3 separate regions of the Homo sapiens genome follow, and regions 1 and 2 are each linked to region 3. The links are chromatin contacts, found by Hi-C or POLR2A ChIA-PET in ENCODE. All regions are on one chromosome and are shown on one strand. The core of a region is the stretch at or near the end of the contact, and the rest is flanking DNA. Distances in the headings are between cores, read along the strand shown.

Region 1 (2,852 bases), core at 63-2,562, 660 kb after region 3:
CTCAGTTTCATTCGGGAGCTGTGAAGTCACCTGGAACAATGTTTGGTGTACACTGTATAGGAATCCCATGGGCAGCTGTAGCGGGGAATATGGAAGAGAAGCAGTCCCAGTCATGCCTTGTAAGACACGACCTTACCTGTGGGCTTCAGGGCTGCAGAGCAGCTTCCATGCACACTGTCACACATGATGCCCAAAACACCATGATACACGAAACACGTATCATTAACTGCATCTTATTGATGAGAAAGGTAACACCTGGAGAGCTTCTACATTGCCAAAAGCTCACAACAAACACTGTAGAAGAAAAATTCAGGTTTTCTGACTCTTAGAGCAATCTTTTCATTTACCTCACCAAGCTGCTCTTGGAAACAAAGCAGTGGGGAAAGAGGCGTGATGGGGATGATAGCGCCCAAATGGGAATTTTTGCAGCACTAGGTAGGGACAGAGAGTCTAGACAACCACCAGCTCCCACCTCCTCCCCAGTCTATCTGGGAAACTTCCCTCCCTCATCTGCCCATCCATCTATTATAGATAGCCATCCATCCATCTCATTTTAAAGATGAAGAAACGGGCCCAGAGAGGTCAAATATCTTGCCCAGGATCACACAGCTGGTTAATAGCAGAGTCAGGACTAAAACTAACCTGAGCTCAATCAATTTTTTTTTTTTTTTTTTTGAGATGGAGTCTTTCTCTGTCGCCCAGGCTGGAGTGTAGCGGCGCAATATCAGCTCACTGCAACCTCCGCCTCCCGGGTTGAAGTGATTCTCCTGCCTCAGCTTCCTGAGCAGGTGGGATTACAGGCGGCCACCACTATGCCCAGCTAATTTTTGTATTTTTAGTAGAGACGGGGTTTCATCATGTTGGCCAGACTAGTCTTGAACTCCTGACCTCAGGTAACCCACAGCCTCGGCCTCCCAAAGTGCTGGGATTGCAGGCATGAGCCACTGCACCCGGCCAAATTCAAGTCTTCTGATGCTCAGTATTGACTATATACTGGGCCAATTCAAGAGAATGGCAGTATGATCTTTGGGTAAATTTGCTAATGTACTTTTTCCTTGTGTTTTCTGTTACCCGTGTCCCTCCCCTTTATTCTAGAAGTAGCTCGATATGTCATGCTTATCGCCTGAGTGAAGGAGGAAGATGCAAGAACAAAGTCACCCGAGAGGGTACGTGGGGTGTTAAATTTAAGTTTAGCTTAAAGATGCCTCCTTACATATTTTAAGTTCAGCCTAAAGGTTTCTTCATGCACAGTGAACTGTAACCTACCCGAATGTGTAAACAGACTGTAACCTACTCTCATGCCAATCGCTGAGTTTCTCGGCCAATCACAGGTGGCCAAATGCTCAAACCCTTTTCAAATAAGGCGCACACCGAGGTGTAACCAATCCAGCTGTTTATGTATCTCACTTCCATTTTCTGTACATCACTTTGCTTTCGCTTTCTACAAGTCTTTTTCAACCAGGCCTAGAGCCTCTCTGAACCTATTGTGGTTTGGGGGCTGCCCAATTCACAAATCATTCGTTGCTCAATTGAAGTTTGTTAAACTTAATTTGTCTGCCAGGCACATATTTTTGCAGGGGACAGGGAAATGTCCATATAGACAGTTTGGGTCACCTCAAATCAGCATGTCTGCAGCACCAGTATGGCGGTCCCATCCCATAGAATTCTGAGAAATAAATTCTGCTTCATCCAGTGGGAGGAATCTGCTTGCAGTCCACCCTTCTAGAACCAAAGCCCAGCACTGGGGCCTTGGACGACCCTATAGGTGCGAGGTCTGGGCCCTTCAAGTATCTGATAGACCCCGGCAGTAAAGAGTCAGACAGGGCCGGGCGCGGCAGCTCACACCTATAATCCCAGCACTTTGGGAAGCCGAGGCGGGCAGATTGCCTGAGCTCAGGAGTTTAAGACCAGCCTGGGCAACATGGTGAAACCCTGTCTCTACTAAAATACAAAAAATTAGCTGGGCGTGGCGGTGTGTGCCTGTAGTCCCAGCTACTCGGGAGACTGGGGCAGGAGAATTGCTTGAACCCAAAAGGCGGAGGTCGCAGTGAGCCGAGATTGTGCCACTGTACTCCAGCCTGGGCAACAGAGCGAGACTCTCTCCAAGAAAAAAAAAAGAATCAGATATTTCCCCAGAAAGGAAAAATGGGCCTATGGATGCTTCAAGCACCTGAAGAGGACTTAGAAATGTTCACAGAAAATACTTCAAAGTGCAGGGTCTCCCAAGGGTTAAGGCCTGGTGCAGGAGTCCTGTTCATCCAGGCCTCGGGGCAATACTGCACCAGATCAAAGAGGGGGAAGAAAGTCAATATGATCTTGGGGACTCAAAGCATAAAATGTATATGATGATATAAATGTAAGGTTTCCCCACCCTGGGACTGGATAGATTCCCTGGGTCTGAAAGTGAGGGAGAGGAGCATGGGAAGGGAGGGAGGGAAGACTGAGATGCTCCTGGCTCTTGAGTTTTGTAGGAAAGAGAAGAAGGAATAATACCGTGAGTGCAGAGAGGATCACCCTCCTGGGCCTAGGGAAAGCCTTGAGGGGTAGTAAGGCCCACCCACCCCCTACCTGTTTTCACCACCCCCTACCTGTTTTCACCATGCCTGGCAAGGTCAGGTACAGAGGAAATGTCGTGAGGTGTGTCTGGGGGGGCAGGCTGGAGGCAGCCTCTCAGAAGCTCTCTCCCCTAGGGTGTGCTGGGCCAGTGATGTGTTTTCTGTGCTCCCAAGAGGGTGCAGGCATGGCAGAGAGAAAGAGAGAGGAGAGAGGCAGACAGAACCTAAGAAGTAGTTAGCAACAAAGGCATCCTGGCAGAGAGCTGGGTGAGGAAGAAGGACCTCTCTGCAGAGGCC
Region 2 (3,038 bases), core at 43-2,542, 540 kb before region 3:
GCACAACCAAGCGCGGCTAGATATACCTGAATCACATTGCTGCTGATCCTTCAAAGATTCCTTTAGGGCAAATACATCCTTCTGAGTACACATCCCACTCGTTCTCCATTCCTGATCATCACACCACACTCTACCAGCCTCACAGTCTAGTGGCCATGTTCTTCTCTCTATATACAGCCAATCCAGCACAAGATTCTGTCATATTTAGTTCTCACAGCTTCCTTTCCATCTTCATACTCAACATGCAAGATCAGGAGAATCTTTCAGCCAAAATCTATGTAAAAACTAAGGCATGTTGGCTCATGCCTGTCATCCCAGCACTTTGGGAGGCCAAGATGGCATGAGAATTGCATGAGCCCAGGACTTCAAGACCAGCCTGGGGAACACAGCAAGACTCCTTCTCTACCAAAAAAAAAAAAAAAAATTGCTGGGTGTGGTTGCCTGCGCCTGTAGGTCTAGCTATTGGAGAGGTTGAGGCAGAAGGATGGCTTGAGCCCAGGAGGTCGAGGCTGCTTAGAGCCATGACTGTGCCACTGCACTCCAGAAGTGGACAACTTCTTATTTTGATATGAGACAAGACCCTGTCTCCAAAAACAAACAAAAAAGCTAATGGAGATAAACTGGTGGGAACCCCACCTACCTCGTATCTCCCTGTTTTCAAGGCTCAACAACCGACAAGGGCTACAAAATTTCTAACAAATACATTAATAACTCTCCTTTCTTATGTGTTAAGAATCACCAAGAACTATCCTATAATGTCAAAATTTCCCCCCCAACAATTCAGTCCCAAAGCCAATTAGTAAGGCAGGGCAATTGGGCAAGGAGAGGGGGTGAGGAGCAACCATATGGGGTGTCAGGGCTGAGTTTCCCATCGTGGGGGCAGCAGAGAAGCAGAGATGGGAGGTGGATTACACTGAAAAGACAGAGCAAGTAAGTATATTAAGGATTACAGGAGCCAAGTTCCTCAGGGATGAATGCACATGAACCTCCCTTAGTGTTAAATTGAAATTGGAGGTATGGCTGCTAACTCACGGATTTTAATATACACAGAACTTCGGATAGACCCTTATAAACATGCAACCTCAGTCTACTAAGAGCACCTGGGAGAAATGACATTCCCATAGTTCCCAGCATCCCTAGTGCCCAGATCTTGGCTCCTCAACAGCACTTATCCCTATAAGAAAGCAGTGCTCCTTGAAGACATGGCCAATTCCAGGACTGAGGGCGGGAAAGTACACCATGAGCCTGGAACATTTTGTTGTGCCAGAAGCAAGGCTGGAAGGATGACAGGGACATGTCAAATGGAATAAAAAGCCAGCCTGATGAGGATCCACGGATGAGGCGGTGATCTGGGACAATCTGAACATCAGAATACATAATAGGAGTAACAGATTATAACCCTTTGAATAAAATAGGAAGCCCATACGCATACAATTATGATAAAGATGATGAGAAGTATGTACTAGTTTCAAAGAATATCCTCTCTTAACACTTATACACTGCAAAGGCTGAGACGGGCAACTTTACTCCTAACAGGCCCACCACAGTCGAATGATCAGCATGAACACGAGTGTGGAAAGGGAAGGACTGAACTGTGTATCCCCACAGAGGACCCAACAACAAGGAGGAGGAATCACTTCCCTTGTGGCATTCCTGCCAAGAACACAAACCAGAATGTAATCATGAGGAAACACCAGGCACCCAAATTAAGGGACATTCTAAAAAATAATTGACCTGTAATTTTCAAGTGTTGAGGTCAAAGACAAACAATGAGGAACTCTTCCAGATTAAGCAGACTACAGACAATTAATGGCATCGCCTAATTCTGAACTGGGTCCTTTTGCTCTAAACTTGGACATTACAAAGCACCTTCAGAACAAATGTGAAACAGAGGTTTGAGGACTGCATGGGGGCCACGTATCACTGTGAACTTCTTAACTTTGACAGTTATAGGAAAATGTACTTATTTGAAGGAAAGACACACTAATGTATTGAGTGAGGGATGATGGGTGGAAACTTTTTAAGGTTAACTTAAAATCTGTCTGTAATAATAAATTATCAAAATATTTATCAAATAAAAGTGACTATGAACCTCAAGGTTTTCCCACAGATGTCCAATAGCAAAGGCCCTCTCCTTCTGCTCATTTTCTCTCAAATAACCTCACCCAAGGAACTCTCTGCATTCAGGACTTCCTAAATTTTCTATCATTCCTCCAGAAATGACTCCTTATTCTCTCAATCTTCTGTGTTCTTTCCTCACAGCTATTAGAAAACTTAGTAATAAGGAAACTGCAACAAACACTTTCACAAATAACTCTATTCAGCAGATCCCAAATCCACCTGGCCTCCGTTAACTGGTCCGAGTTGAAACATGGACCAGTATTTGCACTGTCAATTAGACTCTGAAAGTACCAGTACTGTTTTCCTTAACGTAATATAGGGCTGAGAGAACCGTAAGTCCCTCATCACCATGGCTTATTGACAGGCCTTAGGAAGCACAAAGAAAGGGGCCTTCACAGCCCCAAAGTCCTGCATCAAAAAAAAACTGCCTTACAAAACAAGTCAGCAATGTGTGTGTGTCAAGGTGGTGGTATGGTGCAGAGAAATCAAATTAGAAGTCAAAGTTAGAAACTGCATAATTGTGCATTGAGAAGCCAGGAAGTAGGGTGTTAAGAGTCATATTAAAAAGGAAATAAAACTTAACTGATGGTTCAAAAGCCACACCCAGCACACACTCTCTCGGTGGGATTTCTCACTTTCAATTCCCCCTCAACCCAGGTTGGGGACAGAAAAATGAACATGGCAGAGAGTAAAGCTAAGGTTACTCCACGTAGACCTCAGGCTTACATGTAGATTCCACGTAGACCTCCGCCGATGGTTGCAAAGTCTTACCTCGAAGGCAGAGAAAGGTAAGAAAATCTTCTGTCTTAGGCTTCCTTTTAGAGAGGTCTGATATCTGAGTAGCTGGAGGGGGTAGCAATGGCTCCACTATCTTTACTGGAGTTGTGCTGGGACTATTCGGCTGAGACTGAGCAAAC
Region 3 (3,139 bases), core at 269-2,768:
GAGCCAAGCTTGGTGGCTTGCCAGACAGGCTCTACTCCTTATGTCTGATCTAGGGTACATGCTGGTGTTTGCCATCTTCCTATCGAACCCACATCCAGAGCTTTGGATGTGAGATGAAGGGGATGGTAGCTGGGGGAGGCTAGAGGAGAAAGACAATGCAAACAATACCTCAGGCAATGGGCTAAGCACACAAACCGATTTAGGTGGACCAGAGGAGAAAAGAAAAAAGCCCCAACAAACCAAAAACAAAGCAATACTTCTTTCCTACTTCCTTCCTTCCCATGCGTCTCATTTGTGTTGGTGGAAACTACAGATTGATTACTGTTTTGGGGCCTCTGATTAAAAACTCACATGTGTAAGAGACTCAGCTTCGAGATTAGGAGCTTCTTTGTTGAACCGAGGCAATCTCATGTTATTAAACCTTCCCTCTCAACTTGCCACCTGCTCCTCTCCTTCCCTAGCCCTAAGACCCTGAACCCATCTCCCCTTTTATCTTTGTTGCCTGTTAATTCCTGTTTCCTCAGGTGGAGGGCTTGTTCTGGAAATTAAGGTTTTGGGGACAGGGTTCCTCACCTTCCTCTCTTTGGGTATAGGAGGGCAGTCCTAAGATTTCCATAATCACAGCTTTTCCTGTGCCTCCTGCACTTAACGACTGCTACCGTACATCTGACTTCTTAAATTCATGGCCTGGAACTGCAAGGATATTTGCTAGTGTGTATGTTTTGTCTGCAACTAGATTGTCAGATTGGGTGAAATGGGCTCTGTATTAGTCTGTTCTTGCACTGCTATAAAGAAATACCTGAAACTGGGTAATTTATAAAGAAAAGAGGTTTAATTGGCTCATGGTTCCAGAGGTTGTACAGGCAGCATGGCTGGGGAGACCTCAGGAAACTTTCAATCATGGCAGAAGGGGAAGGGGAAGCAGGCACGTCTTCTACGGCCAGAGCAGGAGGAAGAGAGACAAGGGGGAGATGCTACACCCTTAAACAACCGGACCTTGTGAGAACTCTCACTCTCACAAGAACAGCAAAGGGGAAATCCACTCCCATGATCCAGTCACCTCCCACCAGGCCCCTCCTCCAACACTGGGGATTACAATTCGACATGAGATTTGGGTGGAGACACAGAGCCAAACCATATCAGACTCCAAGGCCAATTTTAAGTGGCTCCAGGATTCTCAAATTCTAAGTGTTTTAAGTGCTCAGACAGAGGCATAGCAGGCCTTCAATACGTTTTCACGATTTTCACTTTCTAGGAGCCTTCAGAGTGACTGTCTAAGGAGTTTTCTGGTCAAGCGCCGGGGTAGGCATTGGCATTCTTCTCCAGATGAAAGTCAAGAGGCAGACAACACAGTGACCAATGCCTCATCCAAACTCCTGAGGCAGAGGAGAGTCCAACTGCCACTTCCTAACAATGTGAAGCCATGATACGAGGCCTAATAAACTTTCCCTGCAGTTTCAAGAGGATGTGGTCTCTTTCACTTCCTGTCCCAAACTGTTCTGCACTGTTGCGCCATGCAACAGCTGCTTCGGATCAAGCCACGGCCAAATTCTTGCTGGGGAAGAGCAGTGACATTTGGGGAACCACAGGGACAACAGGGAGCCACTTCTGTGGGTGCTGGAGACTCCACTCATAGGACGTCTGGACACTGATGTCTAAAGCCTAAAGGAGGACATTAAAATGTTAGATCGGGGAGGGGACAGATCCACCATTGTAATTTCAAAGGTGAAACTCGGATGTCCTGGAAGGAGGGTAGACAGACCTGCTTGTGACCTGCTAATCCACTATCACAAACTGTGCATGCTTTCTTATCATTTTACTTCTTTCATAAATAGAGGACAGGAACAAAAAGCCAAAAGGTTACATGAAGGAGCAGGTGAGAAATCTCTAGCTAGTTCCCATGGTACTGTGGAGCTAGTACCGCATCATACTGTTCATCATACTTTGCTTGTGTTGTGGAGAAAACTCAAGCATAGACAAGGTGTCACTGGCCTCGCTGTAAAATAACAGGCTGTTAATGAAGCAGCCGAGGGATATGGAGATGGTGTCTTCATCCCTGTGCTCACCTTTTCCCGAATGTACCTTTTTCCCTTTAATTTCCCTAAATGAGATGTGCCATAGAATGTACCTAATTTGTGTCAGGTCTATACAATGAGAAAATCATAATACATCCATGAATCAGGGTTCAGTTAATTTATTTCCTAAACATCTACATTTTGAACTAATTTCAGATCTACAGAACAGATGGAGTCTCGCTCTGTCATCCAGGATGGAGTGCAGCAGCATGATCTCTGTTCACTGCAACCTCCGCCTCCCAGGTTCAAGTGATTCTCCTGTCTCAGCCTCCTGAGTAGCTGGGATTACAGGCACCTTCCCTCACACCTGGCTAATTTTTGTATTTTTAGTAGAGCCAGGGTTTCATCGTGTTGGCCAGGCTGGTCTCGAACTCCTGACCTCAGGTGATCCACCCACCTCGGCCTTCCAAAGTGCTGGGATTACAGGTGTGAGCCACTATGCCTGGTCAGGGTCATGTTTTATATCAAAGATTTAAAGCACTTCTCAGTGTTTTATATAGAAGACTTATAATGTCAGTTTGTCTCATTATAGAGGATAGATTTTGATCACTTTATTCGTCTACCAGGTTTCTATATTGTAAAATTATTATTTTTCCCTTTGCAATTAATAAGTACAATGTGGGGAGATAATTCCAGACTATACAAGTATTCTGTTTCTCAACAAACTATTATCCATTATTTTTAGCATCCATTTATATTTTGTTGTTGTTGTTATTGTTGCCCAGACTGGAATTCAGTGGTGTGAACGTGGCTCACTGTAGCTCACTGTAGCCTTGAACTCAAGTTACAAGAGGATCCTCTCACCTCGGCCTCTTGAGTAACAGACTACAGGTGTGCACGATGCCTAACTAATTTTTAAATTTTTTTTTTTTTTGTAGAGATGGGGTCTCACTTTGTTGTCCAGGCTGGTCTTAAGTTCGTGGGCTCAAGTGATCCTCCTACCTTGGCCTCCCAAACCTTTGGGATTACAGGTGTGAGCCACCATGCTGGGCCCTGGCTTGATGATTCTTGAATGAGTTAATCATTATCACAGTAATAATCAAATGCTTGTTTTTCTAATTTTA

Evidence for each region. A loop is a pair of places that touch in the nucleus more often than their neighbours do. ChIA-PET counts read pairs that join two places held with the same protein, here RNA polymerase II (POLR2A). Pooled maps may share reads with other maps.
Region 1: a loop to region 3 is called in a pooled map, with 4 times the contacts of the local background. The contact joins two enhancer-like sites. A Hi-C loop is called at or near these places in 2 of 50 pooled maps. POLR2A ChIA-PET finds 5 or more read pairs at or near these places in 2 of 52 experiments (Panc1 and activated T-cell).
Region 2: a loop to region 3 is called in a pooled map, with 2.9 times the contacts of the local background. The contact joins two enhancer-like sites. A Hi-C loop is called at or near these places in 2 of 168 maps with a recorded cell type or tissue (IMR-90 and gastrocnemius medialis) and 2 of 50 pooled maps. POLR2A ChIA-PET finds 5 or more read pairs at or near these places in 2 of 52 experiments (AG04450 and activated T-cell).

The regions. Positions count from the first base shown.
Region 1 is chr6:14,253,236-14,256,087 of GRCh38, reverse strand. No RefSeq gene overlaps it. Among named protein-coding and RNA genes, the nearest start is that of LINC01108, 31 kb to the left of the region's middle. Within about 2 kb of position 1,312, at least 2 of the 41 ENCODE cell types and tissues checked have a DNase peak (open chromatin) inside an H3K27ac peak, as active enhancers do.
Region 2 is chr6:15,452,030-15,455,067 of GRCh38, reverse strand. It overlaps JARID2 (jumonji and AT-rich interaction domain containing 2), which reads right to left. Exons shown (of 18, transcript NM_004973.4): 4 at 2,893-3,038. Among named protein-coding and RNA genes, the nearest start is that of DTNBP1-AS1, 93 kb to the left of the region's middle. Within about 2 kb of position 1,292, at least 7 of the 41 ENCODE cell types and tissues checked have a DNase peak (open chromatin) inside an H3K27ac peak, as active enhancers do.
Region 3 is chr6:14,909,195-14,912,333 of GRCh38, reverse strand. All of the region lies in intron 2 of LOC105374945 (a long non-coding RNA gene), which reads left to right. Among named protein-coding and RNA genes, the nearest start is that of JARID2-DT, 330 kb to the left of the region's middle. RefSeq lists enhancers at 902-961, 1,652-1,711. Within about 2 kb of position 1,518, at least 11 of the 41 ENCODE cell types and tissues checked have a DNase peak (open chromatin) inside an H3K27ac peak, as active enhancers do.